Linked DNA regions of Mus musculus: regions 2 and 3 are each linked to region 1. The links are chromatin loops, found by intact Hi-C in ENCODE. Cell type or tissue: heart. All regions are shown on one strand.

The links. A loop is a pair of places that touch in the nucleus more often than their neighbours do. Peaks named below come from ENCODE experiments on the same cell type or tissue, not always from the same donor. Only the 100,000 strongest peaks of a DNase experiment are listed, where the experiment ranks them.
Region 2: a loop joins it to region 1, with 2.8 times the contacts of the local background. A loop is called at or near these places in 4 of 42 quality-filtered maps.
Region 3: a loop joins it to region 1, with 5 times the contacts of the local background. A loop is called at or near these places in 3 of 42 quality-filtered maps.

Annotation. Positions count from the first base shown.
Region 1 is chrX:20,816,229-20,824,228 of GRCm38, reverse strand. It overlaps a transcript of Araf not described here. Among named protein-coding and RNA genes, the nearest start is that of Gm26065, 20 kb to the right of the region's middle. In heart, CTCF peaks have their summits at 3,944 (motif pointing right) and 4,899 (motif pointing right); DNase peaks (open chromatin) are centred at 3,968 and 4,868; H3K4me3 peaks cover 859 bases; H3K27ac peaks cover 481 bases.
Region 2 is chrX:20,870,199-20,878,198 of GRCm38, reverse strand. All of the region lies in intron 5 of Syn1 (synapsin I), which reads left to right. It overlaps Timp1 (tissue inhibitor of metalloproteinase 1), which reads right to left. Exons shown (of 6, transcript NM_011593.2): 1 at 7,875-8,000; 2 at 7,037-7,165; 3 at 5,343-5,422; 4 at 5,023-5,149; 5 at 4,707-4,831; 6 at 3,462-3,728. The coding sequence starts at 7,160. The coding sequence ends at 3,567. Among named protein-coding and RNA genes, the nearest start is that of Timp1, 4.0 kb to the right of the region's middle. In heart, no CTCF peak of the experiment used is centred here; no DNase peak of the experiment used is centred here; H3K4me3 peaks cover 450 bases; H3K27ac peaks cover 466 bases.
Region 3 is chrX:20,766,221-20,774,220 of GRCm38, reverse strand. No RefSeq gene overlaps it. Among named protein-coding and RNA genes, the nearest start is that of Gm26065, 30 kb to the left of the region's middle. In heart, a CTCF peak has its summit at 3,034 (motif pointing right); a DNase peak (open chromatin) is centred at 3,040.

The DNA.
Region 1 (8,000 bases):
GAACTACATAGATGACCATCCTGCTGGTGGCCTCTGATATCACTTGTCATAATTTTAAAATTTGTTCTTTAGAGAGCTGGCCTCATAGGTTCAAACTCATCAACTTTCAAAGTAGCTGAGATCATAGGCAAGTGCCAACATACCTGATAAAATTAAACTTTGACTTTAAGGATGTGGTTAACATGCAGCTGTAACGACATAGAAAAGGGTTTCATGGCCTTCACCAGATTTCCTCCACTGATCACATCTGCTAGAGATGCACTCCGATGTAACAGCTCAGCCCCAAAGGGCTCTTCTACTGCCCTGACTCAGGACCACAGTCATGACCTTTATGTACTTCCCATCTGTGTCCTCAAGATCTGGCACTAATCTGCTCTATCCCTCAAATTCTGTCATTAAAAGACTGCTATATAAATAGAAATATAAGCCGGGCAGTGGTGGCACACACCTTTAATCCCAGGACTTGGGAGGCCGAGGCAGGTGGGTTTCTGAGTTTGAGACCAGCCATCCAGGGCTACAAGAAACCCTGTCTCGAAAAAAACAAAACAAAACAAAACAAAACAAAGCAAAAAAAATATATGATACATTATTTTGTTTGGGCAGAGAGGATACCATGTAGCCCAGGCTGCCTTAGATCTAGTTGTGTAGCCTAGGCTCAAACTAGAACTCATCTGGCCTTCCACATCCCAAGTGCTAGGATTAGAGGTATGGACCACTAGGCCTGGCCACATGTGTGCTCATCCAGATTTGGCTTTTTCCACTTAGTTTTGAAAGATCCTGACAGAATGTAAAAGGTCACAGAAGCCCTGAAATTGGCAAGATAGACATCAGTGTTAGCAGAACTAGCTTCACTGATTTGGAAAAATAGAGGTGCACAATGCTCTGGCCACTCCTAGAACCCATGTGTCTGCCAATGTTCTGACCGTTCCTTGAACCCAGGTGTGTGCCCACTGCTGAAGTTCACTGGTAGGTGTTTGTGATATTGGTTGCTGGGGAAGAGTTGGAAAATCTCCCCAGCAACCACAGCCGGGCCAATCTGGAGTTGCTTCACCTACACCAGACTCTTTCCTTGTACCCCTCCCATACCCATTTCTTGAGAATAGACATTGTTTAGATCTGGAAATCCCCTACTCTCCCCCCTTCTCTTTTCCCCCCTGAGGGCCTATAAAAACTGGGACCCCTTTCCCCTTGGGGTTGACTCCTCTACCCCTGCATGGGATATGAGTCGCCCCCAGAGCTCTGGCTTTCCCCAATAAAGCCTCATGTGGTTTATATCAAGCTTGGTCTCTCGTGAGTTCTTGGGTGTCTGCTATTGTCCCAAGGCCTGAGCGAGGGGCTCCTCTCGGAGTCTTTCAGTTTAAAGCCTTGAAAATTCATCTAAGTTATTCCATTGTATCAATATTTTCTTACCTATAATTAATTTCCTTTAAAAAAAGACTGATTCTTATTTAGCTTAGGCTGGCTTTGAACTCTAGTGAACAACTCTATAGTAGTACCCAAAGATGACCTTGAACTATTGCCTTCACCTGTTGACTGCTGGCTGGGATTGCAGATGTGTGCTACTATGCCTGACTGTTCCTTTTTATCACTGGGTGCCATTTCATGGTAGGATACACCATGGCTTACCCACTCATGTGACTATGGAAGACAAGATGCTTCCACTTTTGTTATTAATAAAGTTGCTATGATCGTTCCAGTAAAGTTTTCAATGTGACTGGGGGTATTCATTTCTAGGATAATTACCTAAGACTGTAACTACTACACTGTAGGAAGTTATGTATTTTGTTACAACGAAACTGACTTTCTTTTTTTCAGAATGTATTATTTTTTAAAGTAGTTTTTTATTTGTTTGGTTTTTTTTTTTTCAGTTTTTTGAGACAGGGTTTCTCTGTGTAGCCCTGGCTGTCCTGGAACTCACTTTGTAGACCAGGCTGGCCTCGAACTCAGAAATCCACCTGCCTCTGCCTCCCGAGTGCTGGGACTAAAGGCGTGCGCCACCACGCCCGGCTTGTTCGTTTGTTTGTTTTTGTTTCATCTGTACTTTAGCAGGACTAGTGCTCACTCTTCATGGTGTAGTCAAATATAAAATAAATGTTAAGAGCTGGGCATGGTAGTGCACTCTTTTAATCCCAGCACTTGGGGAGGCAGAGGCAGGTGGATTTCTGAGTTCGAGGCCAGCCTGGTCTACAAAGTGGGTTCTAGGACAGCCAGAGCTATACAGAGAAACCCTGTCTCGAAAAGACAAAAAAAAAATGTTAAAGAACTAAGTAGTGGTTGTAGAACCCTGTAAATGTTTTGCTTCCGTGTATACATGTGTACTACCTCTGTGCCAAGTGCTCATGGAGGCCAAAAGTTGGAGTTACAGAGGGTTGTATGCTATGTGTGCTGGGAAACAAACCTGAATCCTCTGGAAGAAATGCCAGTCCTCTTAAACCCTGAGCTATCATTCCCACTCCATAATTGGCCATTTAGTAATAAGTCGAGCTTGCCATTGGCCAAAACCAGAGATGATTAACCTTTTATCACATATCTCTGAGATTATTACTTCCTGCACTTGAGATTAGCGCCTATACTATATATAGTGTCTTTGACACTCACTCAAACTCATAAGAGATCTACCAATCTGTAGGTGTCAGAGACATCCTGTCTGTGGCAGGAGAGGTTATTGCAACCTACTTTTTTAAAAATGAGAATTAAAAAATCATTTAATAATGAATAAAATTGCTATTTTACAAAAGAGGGAAAGTTTTGGACAGAGAAGGAATTGGTAAATAAGACATTAGGTTGTTTCAGAACTAAAAATAATGCTAAGGAATCTAACCTTTCTTTTTTTTATTAGATATTTTCTTCATTTACATTAACCTACTTGACCATACTCTAGTTATGTGCCAACCACCAAATTGACATAGCGGGCACAATGAGATGCATAGTGATAATAGTGGGGAGGAGACACAAGGTTTCCAAACCAAACCAAAGCCCTAAAAGAAATGAAAAGAAGATGGAAGGAAGAAGGAAGGGAGGGAGAGAGGGAGGGAGGGAGGGAGGGAGGGAGGGAGGGAGGGAGGGAGGGAGGAGGAGTATAACTAACTCTCCCTTCACTCGGCAGCTGGCAAGATTACAGCTCACCTGTTCTGTTGTTTTTCTTTTAAATTCTATAAAATAGTCCTTCAGCTTCATTCTCAGTCTGATTTAAAATTCTTTTTGTTGTTGTTTGTTGTGTTTGTTTGTTTGTTTGTTTGAGACAGGGTTTCTCTGTGTAGCCTTGGCTGAAATTCTTTTTATTAAGAATCCAAATGGGAGTCCGCATTTCCCCAGTAACACTGTATCAAGTAAAACTGTGAGAAGACATATTTGTGTGTGTGTGCGTGTGTGTGCGCGCACATATGCTTTCCTTGTGTTAACTACTCTTGGCTAAAGGGTGTTAGCCATGGCCCTTTATAAAGTGCAAGAAAGGTTGCACCCCCTTTTCTATCCCCAGACTTACAACAGGTCTTCTGCGGTCCCTAACTGCACTTGAATGTGATGTGGCCCTGTCTTCCTCCCCAGAGCTCTTCTTATACCCCTTTGCATCTCAGTGGTCAAGGAAATCGACACATATGATTGTGTAGACAGATAAATGAAGATGACCTAGCTAGCCCAGTTGATAGAAATGGGAAAATATGTGTGGATCCCAAGTTTTTGTGAGCTCCAATCAAGTATCCACGTCCTGAGACCTAAAATGTCCCAGTGACTCAGTGTCTTAGCTGGAACCCCTAGCCTCGGTGTTAATAGGTTCCTTTCCCTCCTCTCGGTAGCCGCACAGGTGAAGTGGCCCTACTGTTTACATCTGTAGGGTCCCTAGAGCAAGCAGCAGCTCGGTGCTTTCTGGAATCAACCTTCACTTTTGTCTACTGAGGGTCATGTCTCTTGCCTGGAAATCCGTCCTGTGGGGTTTGGGTCAGGTCATACAGTCTTTGGCCCCAGGGTGGCAGCAGAGATAGTCTGTCTGGTCCAAGCAAACAGAGGCAAGCAGAGGCGTGGCAAAGCATGATTTGCTGGATGATGAAATGTTAACTGTTTCCCACTTGGAGTGATTTCCTAGCGGATTTGTGCAGCACCGGGGGCAGTGTGTGTGTGTGTGTGTGTGTGTGTGTGTGTGTGTGTGTGTGTGTGTGTGTGCGTGTGCATGTGTGTGCAGAGTAAAACCCAGAACTAAACAGGGTTGGACTTGAGAAAAAGAGGAAAGGGGATGCAAAATGGATGAATAGGGAGGGGTATTATCTGGTTGAAAAGGACTTGGGGAGGAGGCTGGTTCCTAGCACCAACAACTCCCTCTGCTGGCTCTTAAAAACATTGTCTTGCCATCTGAGATGCCATCTAGGCATTTATTGGGACATGAACCTAGGACTGGCAAATCCCTGAGCCCAGAGTGTTCTGGACCTCCCTCACATCCCAATTCCTCTGCCTGCAGCTAGGCGAATGGAGTCCATGACTCTTCAAGCGCCACAATCACCAACCCAAAATTGTTCTGTTCTTTTTGGCAGCTCCTCTTAGAGCCAGAAAGCAGAAGGTACTGCTTCATTGCAGAGGCTTCAGTCCGGAGATTTCCAGGGGCTGCGGCAGGTCGAGATTAACTCCCACGGCCGCAGTACCCACAGGGGCTTGTATCATGAGCCCTGCTGGCCAGCCATTCCGGGCTCTTCTGTCTGCCTATTCTCTCTAGGCCTAGCAACACCAGCTAGTTCTGCAAGAGTGCCCGCGGGAGATGACTCTGAAATTAACACGAGGGAGGGCTCGACGAGGCAGGGGAGGGAACGGCCAGGAGAAAGCCCAGGAGATGCAAAGTGGAGAAGGGGGGCGGGGAGAGAAAACCAGAACTGATGGTTGTAGCATGAACGCCAGGGGGTGCCAGAGACCGCCTGAGGCCAAGGCCAAGGTCTGCAGCATGATGGCGTCCCCACGCAGTCCGCAGTCCCAGGGAGGGGCTGCCTCCCTACCGCGCATTGCAGTGGTGGCTACAGTTCTGCCTGCCTAAGCGCCATCATCAGGATCTAGGTTTGCTACGTGGACTAATCATCTGTTCCATTTCCCACCTCTTAGTATCTTCCCCATCTTCTTTTCCATCCTCATCCTCTCTTAATCAATATAAGTAGATAGATGATAGATATTAATTGAAAGGTATATGTTTAAAGGTACTTGTATTTTCTGTAAGAGGAAACATTTGAATTCAAATATTGTATGGGAAAGTGTGGACTAAGAAATTAAGGAAACCTATAGATGGTTTCTCTAAAATGTTATGAAACCATCAAAAATATTACTGACACAACACAGAAAGATTAATTTAAATCTAATCCTGTAACAGGAGAGACTAAGGCAGGAAGATCACAAATTCCTGGCCAGGCTGGGCTATATGTAGTATAGTGAGTTCTAGGCTGACCTAAGCTACAGTGACCCTGTCTCAAAAATCAAATAATAATGAAAAGAGAAGACAAAAAAAAAATTCAAACTAAAAAACAAAAACAAAAAACAAAAAACAAAAACCTTTTGTAGATGTGGAAGTACTTTCCCATATTTTGAAATTGGTTGAGTGTAGATGAACTGATATTCAAATGAAGTATGATCCTCCCTTTGTTTACAAAAGAAGAGATACAAGCTGCAACTTGGTTGTTATAGGGGCAGGATTTGAGGAAAACATTAGGGTTCCCCATTAAACCTCAGCTGTCAGAGAGACACATCTGTTTCCTTTCTACTTCTACCCAGGCATTCCATCTTTTGACCAACAACGCTCATCTTTTAGCCCCTTCTCAAATCTAAAAATCCTAGGCCTCCTGATCTCCTATTAATATTTCTCTGCTGAAAAAAAAAAAAAAAGCTAAGAATTGCGGGGCAGTGGTGGTGCATGCCTTTAATCCCAGCCTTTGGGAGGCAGAGGCAGGCGGATTTATGAGTTTGAGGCCAGCCTGGTCTACAGAGTGAGTTCCAGGACAGCCAGAGCTACACAGAGAAACCTTGTCTCAAAAGAAAAAAAAAAAAGCTAAGAATTTCTCAGTCTAATAAATTGGCCAAGTCTATTCACACCTGGCACTAGAAGCCAGACATTTAGACTCCAGTTTACAGGTTCCTAGAAACTACACACACACACACACACACACACACACACACCATACAAATGTATCAGACAAACGAGGCAGATTTCCACTCCAAGTCTGTGATTCCTACTAGGGAGCTTCAGAGCACCTATGCATCAAGGCTTTTGGCGTGATAGATGGAACTTAAAGAGACCCAGATGATATGGGCTAGGCACAATTTGGTGCCCAATACATCGTTGTGAAAAAAAAAAGACACTAAACTGGCACTGTGGCAAGCATGGTTGCACTACCTGTAGTCCCAGCTACTCAGTAGGATGAGTTCCTCGAGACAATCTGGGCCATACTGAGAGTGCATATCACACACATGTGCATGTGTAACACCTCCTCCCCAACTAAACAAGCACCAACCACTTCCAGGGATTTCCTAAGCTAGTCCTTTCTATTTGATCACTTGACTCTATGTGGGTGAGGGCACTGGACCAGGGAAGGAATCTGCTTTCGCACTGCTCCCCCCACTCCCACCCCCTACCCCCCCCCCCCCACAGAGGCACAGAAGGGAAACCTCAGCAGACAACACCATGTAAGAGGAGGAAGTTTCGGCATCTTTCACCCAAATGTGGAGGAGCATTCTATCTTGGTCCTTTGGACTGAAAGGGTGATGGAAAGAGTGTCCTATCTCTTGTATTCTCGATGCACAGCTCTGGTTGCAGACGGACTGAGGTCTATGTCTGTCAAAACTGCCGAACAAACTTGTCCTTTTCCCCCACCCCACATGCCTGGTTGGCCTGGCGTCAGAGAGGACCTGGCAGCAAGATGTTGGAGGAGTGGGGGTGAGAAGTGGAGCCACCCTGACTCATTCCTGTCCCTCTTCTTCTGCTCAGGAAAGTGTTGGCCTCTTTTGTTCTCTGCACCTGGCATGGCCTCTCTCTTCCAATTTGTCACCATGACTTGAGTCAATGGAGGCATGAGTCAGGATCTGGAACTGACTCAGGCACGGAAGGGAGGGGGTGGACCTGTCTACATTACTTCCTGTCGTTGTGCCAAGCTGCAGGGCACAAATAAGACTTGTGCCTTCAACCACTACACGTGTCTAGGAGGAGGGCATCAAAGGGACCAGGAAATGACAACTGTCATTTTCCCTACTTCCCGAATCTATCTGCCGCAGCTATTTTTGCTGTATGTCCTAGGCCACCCTGACACCCAACCACATTGCCCTAGTATCTGGAAGGATTTCTCACTCACTTCACCCATGCTGTTCATCAGAATCTCAGGATGCATTAGAATGGGAAATAGTGTGCTTTAGAACCAAGAATACATGACAGTTCTCCAATTGTCAAAGCTAAGGTAGAAATGGCAACTTGAGAGCCATATATTAAGTGGAGGAATCTACTTTCTGATCATGGTTGTATCCTCCCACTCTGTTTCTCCATCATTTTTAATATGGTCCTCCAAATCTATAGGTCTCATATCCATACTTCAACCAACTATGGGGTGAAATTTGGGGAGGTTGTTTTGTTATTGGTTTTAGTTTTTCTTTTGAGACAGGTTCTCACTGTGTCTCTCCTGCTGTTATGGAACTTGGTGTATAGATCAGGCTGGCCTCAAACTCAGAGATCTGTCTGCCTCTAGAATTATATGTATGTGGCACCATGGTTAGCTGCAATGTCCATTCTTAACTGCTGAGCCATCTCTCCAGCCCAGCAAGTATTTTAAAAACGTATTTATTTTTATTTAATGTGTATATTTTACCTGAATATATATATGGAACAAGCAAAAAAAAAACTTATTCTAAATTCATTTCATTTTCAGACTCCATTTAGTCAGAAGGAGAAACTAAATGCTAAGTCCCAGGCCCCAGGGACTTCCCAGTAGCCGAACAGCTACTGTTGTAAGGAAACGATTGTCTGAGTGCAGACATCTCAGGGACAACTT
Region 2 (8,000 bases), 54 kb before region 1:
ATGATCGGACTTCTGAGAAAATTCAGGAATGTAATGTACCACCATGCTTCTTACTTAGAAACAGCGTGGTATGCCAGGTGGCTGACCATCAGGTCATTCTTGCATTTTCTCCTACATAGTAGGTCTGGATACAGGTGCTTGACAGGTTGGTAGAAGAATGGCTCTCAGTATCTTTATCCTCCCCCTACTACCTTCTGCTTCCGTCCAAGAGCTAAAATAGTTGAGGGTTCTAAGGAACACGACTGAAGTCAGGAATCTCATTGGTGTTCAGGGAGCTAGTACTAGAGTTTGGTGACTGGTCAGAAGCTGCCAAAATCTTTTAAGCACCTGAAGCAATGTCAACAAAGTTCCCAAGGCCAAAACAGGACCTAGACCTCTGTCTGGCAGTCCTACCCATCAGCACAGTGTTTATGCAGACATTGTTGCTGCAGCAAGCATTCCCTTCTCAAGTGAATATGTACCATGTACTCAAAATCTGCCTGTCAGAGCCTGGTATAGCTGTCTCCTGTGAGGCTCTACCAGTGCCTGGCAAATACAGAAGTGGATGCTCACAGTCATCCATTGGATGGAGCACAGGGTCCCCAATGAAGGAGCCAAAGTAAGTACCCAGGGGTCTGAAGCCCCATAGGAGGAACATCAATATGAACTAACCAGTACCCCCAGAGCTCCTTGGAACTAAACCACCAATCAAAGAAAACACATGGTGGAACTTGTGGTTTTAGCTATATATGTAGGAGAGGATGGCCTACTCGATCAATAAGAGGAGAGGCCCTTGGTCCTGTGAAGGCTCTATGCCCCAGTATAGGGGAATGGGAGTGGGTGGGTTGGGGAGCAGGGGGAGTGGGGAGGTGGTAGGGGATTTTCAGAGGGGAAACTAGGAAAGGGGATAACATTTGAAATGTAAATAAAGAAAGTATCTAGCCAGGTGTGGTGGTGCATGCCTTTAATCCCAGCACCAGGCAGGCAGATTTCTGAGTTCGAGGCTAGCCTGGTCTACAAAGTGAGCTCCAGGACAGCCAGGGCTATACAGAGAAACCCTGTCTCGAAAAACCAAAAAAAAAAAAAAAAGAAAGAAAGAAAGAAAGAAAGAAAAAGTATCTAATTAAAAAAAAAAAATCTGTCTGTCATAGTGATACCTGCCTGTATCCCTAAGGTTAAGGAGGCTGAGGCAGGAGGATCATGAATTCAAAGCCAGCTTCGGCTACATAACAAGTTTCAGGCTAGTCTGAGCAATATAGGAGATACTGTCTTTAATAATTCTGCTCATCCTGATATATAGAGTATAACTTGGGCCTGCATAAGCCTCCTAGCAATGTAAAAAACTATAAGGCAAAACTACAGAGACCCTGGGGACCACAATGTGCTGACCTAGAATATCCTACAGAAGTCTGTACTTCCATGGGTTTTTTTTTGTTTGTTTTATAAGTTAGATCAATGAACCACACCCCCCCCAACCCAAGACGTGTTAATTCTTTTTCTTTGTTTTCTCTCTCTCTCTCTCTCTCCCTCACCCCGGCTGTGTCTCTCTCTCTGTGTGTGTGTGTGTGTGTGTGTTTGAGAAAGGATCACTGCATGTAAGTCAAGCTAGCTTTAAACTTGTGATCTCTCTGCCTAAGCCTTCCAAGTGCTAGGATTACAGGCAAAGATACCATGCATACCTGTTCTAGCACTGGGTAGTCTGATGGGAGGGAATTGAGGATCCTTTTGTTTACTAAAGGAGACACATTGGAGTTATTTTTTTTTTAATCAAGCAAATTCACGTCAACACAATACTTCGGTGCTCTCTTGAGTGCCTCAATATGAATTTCTGGTTCCCAGGTCAGAATCTTTATAGTATGGGTTAGGACCCCAGGGCTGGAAGAGGTTGGACAGACCTGGATCCATCTGTAGGAGCTGGAAATCCTAGAGTTCTGGAGCGATGCTTGTCAGATTTCCCATTCAAATTTTACAGAGAAAAATGATCAAGAAATTTGAGGGTCTCATTTTGAGACCTGCATGGTCCTAATTTTCAACCGTACGTGGGCCTAGAGGATATGGCCTACTATATATAATAGGGCGTGCTGCTTGCCTAGCACATATAAAGCCTAGGTTCAATCCCTAGTACCACAAAGGAAAAGAAGAAAGCAAACATATTAAGTCGTAACCCCATGTCTGTGCACAGTGAGTGTTCCCTGCACAGTCGGTCAGAATGACAGGAACAAGAGGATCAAAACCAGAGGGTTTTCAGCATCACTCATTTGCTCCAGCATACTTCTGGATATAAGGTCAGCTGTATCCCATTTTCCAGAGCTCCTGGCTAGGTGACATTTCTAGGTCCCCTTCCTCTCGCTTAAGTCAGATTTAGGAAGAACAAAGGCTTGGATGAAACATCTTCATTAGACTACCAGGACAACCCTTGAGGCAAGGAAAGATGTTTACCAGTTAATATGAGGGTATTTCTCAACAAATTTGTCAATGGGTAATATCTGTGAATAGAGGAATTTTCATCTGTGGGGTAATTCATTAACTAGAGAAGCTTGGGCGAGTGGGAATTAGAACTTTCTATAGTAGGCATGATCTGGTGGAACATGTCTATTATAATCCCAGGAATGAAAAAACAGAGGCAGGAGGATTGCAGTAAATTTGAGGTCAGCCTGTCTTAAAATGGGGGTGGGTGGCAAAATAGAGCTGGGGAAATGTCTTAATGGACAAAGCACTTGTCATGCAAGTATGACAACCTGGCACTGAATCTACATCAAGCTGAGCAGCGGTAGCTGACTTGCATTCATATGTAAACTGGGGGGAGGAGAAAAAAGAATACCAGGAAAGCTAGCCCAGTGTATGGGGTGAACAATGAGACCCGTGTCAAAGTAAAGCGGAGGTCAGACACCCAAGGCTATAATTTGCCTGCCATGGCATGTATAAACCTTTTCTAATACACACCAGCATATACAGAGAAATAAAAGGAAACAAAAAAATTACTGTACTAAGATGTCTAAGTTTTGAGTAGAGGGAATATTAAATGAATTTTAGTTGATAATGCAAAGTAATGATCATTTCTGTTTTGCAGGTTCTCAGTGCTAATCCCAATGTTGAGATTATTACCAATATATCAAAATTTCTGTAAAGTATAAAAACTCAACACCTTTTTTGTTTTGTTTTGTTTTGTTTTGTTTTGTTTTGTTTTGTTTTCCAATACAGGGGTTCTCTGTGTAGTCCTGGCTGTCCTGAACTTCACAAACTTGCTCTGTAGACTAGGCTGGCCTTTATTCCCCACTCCCACCCCACCCCACCCCCGCTTTATTTTTCCGCTAGAGATTGAACCTAGGGTTTTCTACATACCAGGCATGTGCTCTACCACTAAGCTTCATTTCTAGCCTCCAAACTCAACATTTTGCATCTTTTCCTTGTTCATTGGTTTCTGGAAGCTCCCAGCAGGTTATCAGTATCTTAAGCTTGTTCCCAAACACTATACAGAAATATTGCTGCTGTCTGATAGTTCTTTATTTCACCATCTAAGAGAAAGAAAGATGGAGGAAAAGTAGACAGTGTTCAGGCTTCAGTTTTTCCTGGGGGAAGGCTTCAGGTCATCGGGCCCCAAGGGATCTCCAGGTGCACAAGCCTGGATTCCGTGGCAGGCAAGCAAAGTGACGGCTCTGGTAGTCCTCAGAGCCCACGAGGACCTGATCCGTCCACAAACAGTGAGTGTCACTCTCCAGTTTGCAAGGGATAGATAAACAGGGAAACACCTAGAAGAGGGGAAAAAGGCCCATCTCTGAGGATTTCTCTTTCCCTCTGTTTGTTCTCTCCCTTGTATAGAGTCTCAGTCTCTCTCTCTCTCTCCCGCCCTCCCCCCCCCCACACACACACACCAGGGAGCTGCTAGGAAGGGTTTGTGTTGCCCTACTTGTGCTTAAACCCAAGAACAGCTTCTCCCATTTGAGGAACAGAAAGCCAGTGTTCTGGAATTGCTGTTAGAGAACTGTCACTTGAAGTCACTCAGACAGGCCTCCTGAAGAACCGTCCCACAGGGCAGAGAAGTGATAGTATGGGGAACAGTTGGCATGCAGGAAGAGCAAGCATAAGAAAAGGCAGCAGGGAGGGCTGGAGAGATGGCTCAGTGGTTAAGAGCACTGACTGCTCTTCCAGAGGTCCTGAATTCAGTTCCCCAGCAATGACATGGTGGCTCACAACCATTTGTAATGGGATCCAATGCCCTCTTCTGATGTGTCTGAAGACAGCTACAGTGTACTCATATACATAAAATAAATAAATCTTTTTTTAAAAGGAAAGGCAGCAAGGCTCTTGGACAATGACTGGGGAGGGGGCTGGTCAGAGGATGTTTGGTGCCACCAGGAAAAAGTTTTGAAATAGTCAGATGGCTGGCGTGTGTCCCTGTGGATTTGGAGAATAGTCCTTTGAATTCTTGCAGCTTATGCCTGGGGAAGCAAAATCCAATCGGGGAGGTCAGAAACAGAGAGTGGTGTCTCAGAATAGTCACAAAGGAAAGTTAGACAGACAGCGAAGGTTCAGGGAACAGGCAGTCCAGAGATAACAAAACAACCAAAATTTCCAAAAGAACAGGCCCAGGGGTGGAGCAATGGCAAGAGAAATCAAAGATAGTGATTGGGTTTGGGCAGCAACTACAACTGCATACAATAGCCAGAGGGAAAAAGAAACCATTCCAAGACTTATCTCCTGGAGGAAAACTGGGTCCAGGCACTTACTGTGCACACCCCACAGCCAGCACTATAGGTCTTTGAGAAAGCTCTTTGCTGAGCAGGGCTCAGAGTACGCCAGGGAACCAAGAAGCTGCAGGCACTGATGTGCAAATTTCCGTTCCTTAGGCGGCCTGTAAGAGAAGCAAGAAACCAATAGGCTTTTGGATTGGCTGGGTGGGGTCGGAGTGGTCACCTAATTAGCATTAGGTTACAGACCCTCCCACTCCCATTTCAACCAGGCCCTTTTCCTTTAGAGCCTAACTCCTCCCAGTTGCCTGAAAGCATTAGGGATGTGGCCCAAGGTGAAGGGGCGGGGCCTCACCCGTGATGAGAAACTCTTCACTGCGGTTCTGGGACTTGTGGGCATATCCACAGAGGCTTTCCATGACTGGGGTGTAGGCGTACCGGATATCTGCGGCATTTCCCACAGCCTTGAATCCTTTTAGCATCTGCCCATGAGTGACAAAAAGTACATCTTTTACTGACATAATCCTCCCACTCCACTCTCTTTCCTGATGGCAATATATCTAAATCACAAGTTTACAGAAAACATCCACACCAACGAAAGGTTAGATGCTTCTATTTTGAGGAGAAGGAATAGGTTAGGTACAGCCATGGAGGGAGGGAGGGAAGGGAAAATACCTTAGTCATCTTGATCTTATAACGCTGGTATAAGGTGGTCTCGTTGATTTCTGGGGAACCCATGAATTTAGCCCTTATGACTAGAGGAAAGGAAGGGGAAATGGGGAATCAAATGGGCAAGCAGCATGAACCCATAGCAGCAAAGCATATATACAGCATAATTCAAATGGCTTCCACATCAGTTGATTCATCTACATATTGTCTATTCTTTTAGGCACTGTTTTAAGCCCTTTTCATATATCCATTTATTGGCTTACTCAACAAATATTTTGGAGTGCCTGGTGCCAGCCACTGTTCAGGGTGTTAGGGACAGTGACCCAAATACAGGAATCCATTTCCTTATGGAGCTCACATTCAAGCCAGGAGGAGACAGACTAACATTAAGTAGCCAGGCATGGTGGCACAGGCCTGTAACCCTAGCTCTGTCAGAGCCTGATGGAGGATCACTTTACTCTGAGTTCAAGACTAGTCTAGACAATTTAGTGAGAACCTGTTTAAAATAAAAAATTCACCAAAAAAAGGGTTGGGTTTGTAGCTCAATTGTGCAGTATTTGCCTGGATCCTAGGTTCAATCCCCGGTACCAAGGGGAAAAAGAAAAAAAGGTATGTGGATTGTTACAGGCTATTAAGTGGGTTAGAAAATTAGAATAGGGAAGGGGTTGACAGATGCTTTGCTTGACCACAATTTACTCAGGCTCATTAACCTTCTTCCAAGCTCATTAGTACAGTTTCTCTTTAAAATCCACTTGTAGCGAAGTATCCTAAATTAGGTTAGTGAAAACACCCACCCTTATCTGATTCTCCTCAGTATGTGATGGGGCCACCAGATGATTATACTAGCCAGTTTTCAAGAGACCTAAACTGGGTGTGATGGCACAGACCTGCAATCTCAGCACTTGGATGGCTGAGTGGGAAGGATCAGGGGTTCAAGGCCAGCCTGGGTTATATAGTGAGACCTAGTCTCAAAAACAAAAAGTAAGCTGATAGGCTAGAGAGATGACTTAATGGTTAAGAGCACTTGCTGCTCTTTGAGGTCCCAAGTTTAGTTCCCAGAATCCACATAGGGTAGCTCACAACCATTCATAACTCCAGCTCCAGGGGATTTGATGCCTTGAGGACCCACAGGCACCTACACACCACACATGGAATACACACAAACATACACATAAATAAAAATAATCTTTTTAATGGATTTAGCCTGAATCCTCTTGCCTTTGATATTTCTTCTCAATGGTTTCCCATTCACCAACTCCCAAACTGTTCCTTGGCCATTGAGTTCCATTTGCCCATGTAATGTTGAGAGTTAATCTATCTCCCCCCACCACCCCCATCTCTTGGCAAATTCTAATTGTCATGGTCCTGAATGAAGTCTGCCTGCCTGTGTCCTAAGAAGTGCCATTAACAGCATATGTAACAAAGGTTCAGGAGTACTATGTGGCTGGCATTAAATTTAAAATTAAATAAAAGTAGGCAAGCACCTCAGTAAGATGACTTTTAAGGCAGCCACCCATGTAGATAACTACAGAAAAGCATGTACATAGTACTGGGAGCAGCCAGCACAAAGGTAGGCTTAGGCCCAAGGATGTCAGTGTGGCAAAAGCAGATGTATGGAAGGGTAAGTAGAACTGTCCTAGAGACAACTGCCATAATGAACCCTATTGGATTAAGAGGGACAGAAAGGGGGCCAGACTCACCCAGGTCCGAGTTGCAGAAGGCTGTCTGTGGGTGGGGTGGGGCACAGCTACAGGCCTTACTGGAAGCTATCAGTGATAGCAACAAGAGGATGCCAGATGCCAGAGATGCAAAGGGGGCCATCATGGTATCTGCTGGTAAAGAGTAGGTGTTAATAGGTTCCCAGACCAACGGCTTACATGGCCATTGGTCCTAGGGAGATTTGGGACCTCTTTAGGTTAGAGAATGGAGTTGTGGCAGTTGGTGAATAAGGGAGCGGAGAACGTTGAGAATTTAACAGAATTGGGAAAATCTGACATTTGTGTAGTGATGAATTTGGAGTTTGGGAAACTGGAGAAATATAATGAGGAATTAGGGCTATTAAAATATAATGGGCTGAGGATTTCAGAGATATTGGGGGGTTAGAACAGGTTTGGGGTTTTAGGGAGCTGGAGAAAATGGGGGTTAAGGGTCTTGGGGAATTTGGAGGTTTACGACAATGGTAATGCTTGAGGAATTTGTAGGCAGAAGAACTGTTGAAGTTCCATGAACCAGACATGGCAAAGAGAACAGGGGAGTTACCAGGAACCATAAGGATTGAGGGACAGGCAAGTTGGGAAGTCTTCAAGGTATTAAAGGCTTGTGGGTTTGGAGCACTTAGCAAAGGCATGAAGGAGTCTGGAGAGTCCAGCTTGGGACGATCATTCCAGGCCCTCTCCCGTTATATTCCTCTTTAGCTAACTAGGGATCCTGATACCTGCAAGCCACGTGAGCAGTTAGTCTGGCAAGGGCTGCATGAGCCGCACCAACACAGGCTCCAGGCAAGCCCCAGTTCTGCCAGGACACCCGGCTCCCACTTACCTCTGGTGTGTCTCTAGGAGCCCCGATCTGCGATGATGGCGGCAGGGGCTGCACAGTGGAGAATAAATGTCCATGCGAAGGGCGGAGTTGGCGGGGAAATCACTGCCTCCAGGCTTCCTGGACGCA
Region 3 (8,000 bases), 50 kb after region 1:
TAATCCCAGCACTCGAGAGGCAGAGGCAGGCGGATTTCTGAGTTTGAGGCCAGCCTGGTCTACAAAGTGAGTTCCAGGACAGCCAGGGAAACCCTGTCTCAGAAAGAAAAATGAGAAAAAAAATTCCTTTTATTACCTTATGTGTATGATTTTTTGGCTTTATGTATGCCTGTGTACTATGTGTGTGCCTGTTGCTCATAGAAGCCAGAAGAAAGCATCAGATCTTGAGAAACTGGAGTTTCAGATGGTTGTGAGCTGCGTGTGGGTGTTTTATAGGTATATATATATTGTGTGTGTTTGGGGTTACATGTGCTACAGTGCGCATGTGTAGGTCAGAGAATGACTTTATGGAACTGATTGTCTCCTTCTTCCTTCATGTGGCTTCCAGGGCTTGACCTCAGGCCATTAAGTTTTTGAAGCAAATACCTTTACCCGATGAGCTATTTCACTGGCCCTTAAAGCTGTCTTTATGTGTACATAAAGACATAATATGTACATATTGTTACTCATGCTTATGTTTATATATTGTTTACATGACATCAAGCTAGCTTTTGTTTGTTTGTTTGTTTGTTTGTTTGTTTTTTCGAGACAGGGTTTCTCTGCATGGCCCTGGCTGTCCTGGAACTCACTCTGTAGACCAGGCTGGCCTTGAACTCAGAAATCCGCCTGCCTCTGCCTCCCAAATGCTAGGATTAAAGGCGTGTGCCACCACTGCCTGGCTTCAAACTGGCTTATAAGTAAATGGCCATATACATTTTTAAAATTAAGTTAGTCCACATATTTTGAATTCATAGCACAAGGAAAGTTTTAAAACAAAGCGTACAAATAAAAAGTCTTAGTCAGGATGCTATCTGGTTAGCCATTGCCTCTAAACTAGCCCGTGAGTGGTCTAAAATCGTCCCTATTGCCTATAAAAACAAACTGGCTCCCAGGGCATGATGGGTCTTGTCCAGGGTTTATAGTCTCACTCTCATAGACAATAGCCTTCATCTGCAAGATGATCCTCTAAGCTCTGTGAGTCCTAGAACACAAAGATAAGGGCAATGACTTAGCTCCGCACTTTCAGTTTTATTTCATTAATATGCCTGAAAAAAGATTTTGTTTCATCAAGATAATTGCTAAGTTTCTACTAAGTGTGTCAGGCTTCTAGTTAAAAAACTCGGGTCTTAGCCGGGCGGTGGTGGCACACGCCTTTAATCCCAGCACTTGGGAGGCAGAGGCAGTGGATTTCTGAGTTCGAGGCCAGCCTGGTCTACAACGTGAGTTCCAGGACAGCCAGAGCTATACAGAGAAACCCTGTCTCGAAGAAAAACAAAACAAAACAAAACAAAACAAAACACGGGTCTTGTGAGTCTTGTAAAAGAGTTAAGATTTATTTAAAGCTCGGTCTCTATCAAGCTTTATAAAGGTGTTATACAGCAATTAAATTTGTTTATATAATTTTAAAATTATGTGTGAGAGTGTATGTGTAAGTGAGTGTGTGTGTGTGTGTGTGTGTGTGATTGGTGTGGGAGGGTGCCTGCAGGGGCCAGAGGTGTTGAATTTCCATGGATCCATAGTAATAGGTGGTTAGGAGTTACTGGGAAACTAAGCTCAGGTCCTATTTCACATAAAATTTAATTGCTTGGACCTTGGGTGGCCATGCTGTCCTGTGTGGTGTTTACTACTGCAGTTGCAGCACCCCACATCTGAAGAATGCAGTGGTCCAAGAACCATGGTATAACCAGTAACAGCTGGGTAGTGGTGGCGCATGCCTTTAATCCCAGCACTTGGGAGGCAGAGGCAATCAGATTTAGATTTGTGAGTTCGAGGACAGCCTGGTCTACAAAGTGAGTTCCAGGACAGCCAGGGCTATACAGAGAAACCCTGTCTCAACCCCTCCCCCCCCCAAATAAAATAACTCATTTAGCTTTATTTTATGTACATTGTTGTGAAGGTGTCAGATCCCTTTGAAGTGGAGTTACACACAGTCATAAGTTACCATGTGGGTGCTGAGAATTGAACCCAGGTTTCTTGGAAAGGCAGACCGTGCTCTTAACCACAAAGCCATCCCTCTAACACCTGTGAAGAACCTCGTATAGTAGGGGGTGGTAGCCAAAGATACTCATAGCAGGTTAAACTCCTGAGAACAAGTGACTGTGGAGGTGGCAAGTCAGCCCAACACTCAGAAAAGGCTCAGAGAAGATTGAGAAGACAGCGATGAAAGGATTTAAGAGCTGGAGGGTAAGGGTAGAGTGTTTTCCCTCTAATACAGGAGTGTTTGAATGAGGCATTCTCTGTAGTCTCAGGCATTTGCATACTTGGTTCCTAGTTGTCGGTACTATTTGCAGAGGTGTGGCTTTGTTGGAGGAGTGCTCACTCTACTTCCCACTACAGTTTGAGAGGTGAGCTGATACAGTTTGAGATTGTCCTGCTGGTGTGCCTCCTGCTGCTGCACTTCCCTATGGTGATGGTAATGAACTCTTTTCCCTCTGGACAATAAACTTAAGTCTCTGTATAGCCCTGGCTGTCCTGGAACTCACTCTGTAGACCAGGCTGGCCTTGAACTCAGAGATCCACCTGCCTCTGCCTCCCAAGTGCTGGGATTAAAGGCGTGCACCACCACGCCCGGCTGGTAAATAACATTTTATTACATTGTGTGTGTGCCATGGCATATGTGTGGTGGTCAGAGAAGAGCTTGTGGGAATTGGTTCTCTTTTTCCACCATGTGGGCCCTGTAAACTCAAGTCATTGCAATTTGTGGCAAGTGTCCTTACATCTTAAGACATCTCAGTGGCCCCAAGTGTGTGTGTGTGTGCTCATGTTCGTATGTAATATGTGAGTGAAGTGAGTAGCACTAGAAAAAGGCATCAAATCTCCTGGAGCTAGAGTTACAGGCTGTTGTAAGCAACTGGGAAGCAAACTCTGCTTCTCTGAGCCATTTTTTCCAGATCTTGCCACCCAATAACATTTTTTACCTGTATTTTTAGTTTATGTTTATGGGTGGCAGGCCTGCATACACGTCAGTGGATCACATGGATGCAGTACTCCCAGAGGCCAGCAGAGGGTGCCAAACCACCTTGGGACCAGATCTCAGATGGCTCTGAAACAGCAGCAGCCAGGGTTTTAAACCTCTGACCATTTCTCTGGCCCCAATAACATCTTTAAAGCAATATTTTAGCTAAACCTGGTGGATCATATCTATAATTTCAGCCTTTGTGAGACAGAGGTGTGATGACAAGAAATTCAAAATTAGCTTGAGTTATAAAATGAGTTTGAGGCCAGCCTGGACTACATGAGAGCAGCCTTGCCCAGCTAAGATAAAATCCTTTCTTCAAAGGAGAAAGAGGAAGAGGGAGACAGAACCCTAAGAGACTGTCACATAGATGAGTCAGCTGGCCAATACCTACAAATAAGAAGAGCTGACACACTCCTTTAATCCCAGTACTAGGGAAGCAGAGCCACCCATCTCTGAGTTCCAGGACAGCTATGGCTACACAGAGAAACCCTGACTTGAAAAATCAGAAGACAAGGAGGAGGTAGCAGAGGAAGAAGTGGTACTGTGACTGCCAGAGAAAAGTAGCAGGCTGTTACTAATAAGAAGCTGCCCTTGCCCGGCGTGGTGGCGTATGCCTTTAATCCCAGCACTTAGGAGGCAGAGGCAGGCGATTTCTGAGTTTGAGGCCAGTCTGGTCTACAGAGTGAGCTCCAGGACAGCCAAGGCTACACAGAGAAACCCTGTCTCGAAAAAAAGAAGAAGAAGAAGAAGAAGAAGAAGAAGAAGAAGAAGAAGAAGAAGAAGAAGAAGAAGAAGAAGAAGAAGAAGAAGAAGAAGAAGCTGCCATTACTAAGTTACTATGCAAAGTGAAGAGGCGGTGATACAAACAGCCAATTGACTGCAGAAGAGGCTGGGATTTAGCCTGGTCAGTCTATGATAGTTAGTGGTGAGCTGTTCCTAACTGTTTCCTAATACCTGAAGCTAGGTAGCCAGAAGAAAGCCTGAGGGGCTGCATGGCAAAGGCTGCAGCTCTCCAATATCTGTGTGTACGAATCAGATTCTGGACTCCTTAGCAAATATGAAGTTGTCTGGTCTGTCTATCAGCACAGGTCTTTGTGGTCTAATGTAGGGAGAGGGCAGAAGATAGCCTAAAGGAGCACAAATGATTGCTGCACAAACAGCAAGTCTAGAGTGAAGGGAATGGAACTGAGACTGCATCAGAGTCAAACATCATTCTATTTTTTGAGACTGGGTAGCCCTAGTTATCCTGGAAGTCTCTATTTAGACCAGACTGGCCTTGAATTCACTTGCTTCTGCCTCCCAAGTGCTAGACTCAAAGGTGTGCACCACCTTACCAAGTTACATTGTTCTCTTAAAGATAGGTTGAGCAAACAAACAGGTTATACACACAGTAGTAGATCAATCTTATGTTTCAAGTGACCTCAAGGTAAATAAATAATAATAAATAAATAATTACTATTAACTCTGGCTGTGAGGTCCAGCAATACTTCCAGTCTCTTGGGATGTAAAAGATTTTTTTTTTTTGGTTTTTTTTTTCCAGACAGGGTTTCTCTATCTCACTTTGTAGACCAGGCTGGCCTCGAACTCAGAAATCCTCCTGCCTCTGCCTCCCAAGTGCTGGGATTAAAGGCGTGCGTCACCATGCCCAGCATAAAAGATATTTTTATCATAATGTATTGCCACAGGAAATGTGCCAGTGCTTATAGCACTTGGAAAAAACTGTTATCTGCCTATAGATCTTGAGGAAGGGTGGGTCCTCTGAACCCCTCCTCCTTTAATGACAAGGTGTTGATGAGCTCCAATCTTGTGGGGATCCGATACAGGGAATCATAGCTGCTGTGAGTTCAAGAGCGCAACTGCCATGTCCTGCCAGGAAGTCCCACTCCATTGCCCCATTTTTCCTGCTCTTGCATTCTTCCTGTCTGTCTCTTCATAATGTTCCCCGGTCTTTGAAGAGTGTGATATGGTAACACCTTTTTTTTTTTTTCGTTTTCCGAGACAGGGTTTCTCTGTATAGTCCTGGCTGTCCTGGAACTCACTCTGTAGACCAGGCTGGCCTCGAACTCAGAAATCCGCCTGCCTCTACCTCCCAAGTGCTGGGATTAAAGGCGTGCGCCACCATCGCCCAGATGAACTGATTCTTTCTAAGGTAAGTTTGACAGGCACCACTTGTCCATTTAGCAAAACAATAGCAGTAACTTCCACTTTAGTATCCAAGACCTTCCTAACAAGGTTTTGTTTTTTGTTTTTTGTTTTTTTTTTTGACAAGGTCAAACTGTGTAGCTTTATCTGGCCTAAAAATAGTTACAACCTTGAACTCACAGAAATAGGTCTGCATTTACCTTGCAGGTGCACCACAATGCCTGGCTAGCAAGGAGGTTTTTTTTCTTGTTGTTGTTGTTGTTTTTTTTGTTTTGTTTTGTTTTGTTTTACATTTTATTTTTTAATTTTTTTCCATTTTTTATTAGGTATTTAGCTCATTTACATTTCCAATGCTATACCAAAAGTCCCCCATATCCACCCACCCCCACGCCCCTGCCCACCCACTCCCCCTTTTTGGCCCTGGTGTTCCCCTGTACTGGGGCATATAAAGTTTGCAAGTCCAATGGGCCTCTCTTTCCAGTGATGGCCGACTAGGCCATCTTTTGATATATATGCAGCTAGAGTCAAGAGCTCCGGGGTACTGGTTAGTTCATAATGTTGTTCCACCTATAGGGTTGCAGTTCCCTTTAGCTCCTTGGGTACTTTCTCTAGCTCCTTCATTGGGAGCCCTGTGATCCATCCATTAGCTGACTGTGAGCATCCAATTCTGTGTTTGCTAGGCCCCGGCATAGTCTGACAAGAGACAGCTACATCTGGGTCCTTTCAATAAAATCTTGCTAGTGTATGCAATGGTGTCAGCGTTTGGATGCTGATTATGGGGTGGATCCCTGGATATGGCAGTCTCTACATGGTCCATCCTTTCATCTCAGCTCCAAACTTTGTCTCTGTAACTCCTTCCAAGGGTGTTTTGTTCCCAAATCTAAGGAGGGGCATAGTGTCCACACTTCAGTCTTCATTCTTCTTGAGTTTCATGTGTTTAGCAAATTGTATCTTATATCTTGGGTATCCTAGGTTTGGGGCTAATATCCACTTATCAGTGAGTACATATTGTGTGAGTTTCTTTGTGAATGTGTTACCTCACTCAGGATGATGCCCTCCAAGTCCATTCATTTGGCTAGGAATTTCATAAATTAATTCTTTTTAATAGCTGAGTAGTACTCCATTGTGTAGATGTACCACATTTTCTGTATCCATTCCTCTGTTGAGGGGCATCTAGGTTCTTTCCAGCTTCTGGCTATTATAAATAAGGCTGCTATGAACATAGTGGAGCATGTGTCCTTCTTACCAGTTGGGGCATCTTCTGGATATATGCCCAGGAGAGGTATTGCTGGATCCTCTGGTAGTACTATGTCCAATTTTCTGAGGAACCGCCAGACTGATTTCCAGAGTGGTTGTACAAGCCTGCAATCCCACCAACAATGGAGGAGTGTTCCTCTTTCTCCACATCCACGCCAGCATCTGCTGTCACCTGAATTTTTGATCTTAGCCATTCTGACTGGTGTGAGGTGGAATCTCAGGGTTGTTTTGATTTGCATTTCCCTGATGATTAAGGATGTTGAACATTTTTTCAGGTGCTTCTCTGCCATTCGGTATTCCTCAGGTGAGAATTCTTTGTTCAGTTCTGAGCCCCATTTTTTAATGGGGTTATTTGATTTTCTGAAGTCCACCTTCTTGAGTTCTTTATATATGTTGGATATTAGTCCCCTATCTGATTTAGGATAGGTAAAGATCCTTTCCCAATCTGTTGGTGGTCTTTTTGTCTTATTGACGGTGTCTTTTGCCTTGCAGAAACTTTGGAGTTTCATTAGGTCCCATTTGTCAATTCTCGATCTTACAGCACAAGCCATTGCTGTTCTGTTTAGGAATTTTTCCCCTGTGCCCATATCTTCAAGGCTTTTCCCCACTTTCTCCTCTAGAAGTTTCAGTGTCTCTGGTTTTATGTGAAGTTCCTTGATCCACTTAGATTTGACCTTAGTACAAGGAGATAAGTATGGATCGATTCGCATTCTTCTACACGATAACAACCAGTTGTGCCAGCACCAATTGTTGAAAATGCTGTCTTTCTTCCACTGGATGGTTTTAGCTCCCTTGTCGAAGATCAAGTGACCATAGGTGTGTGGGTTCATTTCTGGGTCTTCAATTCTATTCCATTGGTCTACTTGTCTGTCTCTATACCAGTATCATGCAGTTTTTATCACAATTGGTCTGTAGTAAAGCTTTAGGTCTGGCATGGTGATTCCTCCAGAAGTTCTTTTATCCTTGAGAAGACTTTTTGCTATCCTAGGTTTTTTGTTATTCCACACAAATTTGCAAATTGCTCCTTCCAATTCGTTGAAGAATTGAGTTGGAATTTTGATGGGGATTGCATTGAATCTGTAGATTGATTTTGGCAAGATAGCCATTTTTACAATGTTGATCCTGCCAATCCATGAGCATGGGAGATCTTTCCATCTTCTGAGATCTTCCTTAATTTCTTTCTTCAGAGACTTGAAGTTTTTATCATACAGATCTTTCACTTCCTTAGTTAGAGTCACGCCAAGATATTTTATATTATTTGTGACTATTGAGAAGGGTGTTGTTTCCCTAATTTCTTTCTCAGCCTGTTTATTCTTTGTATAGAGAAAGGCCATTGACTTGTTTGAGTTTATTTTATATCCAGCTACTTCACCGAAGCTGTTTATCAGGTTTAGGAGTTCTCTGGTAGAATTTTTAGGGTCACTTATATATACTATCATATCATCTGCAAAAAGTGATATTTTGACTTCCTCTTTTCCAATTTGTATCCCCTTGATCTCCTTTTGTTGTCAAATTGCTCTGGCTAATACTTCAAGTACTATGTTGAAAAGGTAGGGAGAAAGTGGGCAGCCTTGTCTAGTCCCTGATTTTAGTGGGATTGCTT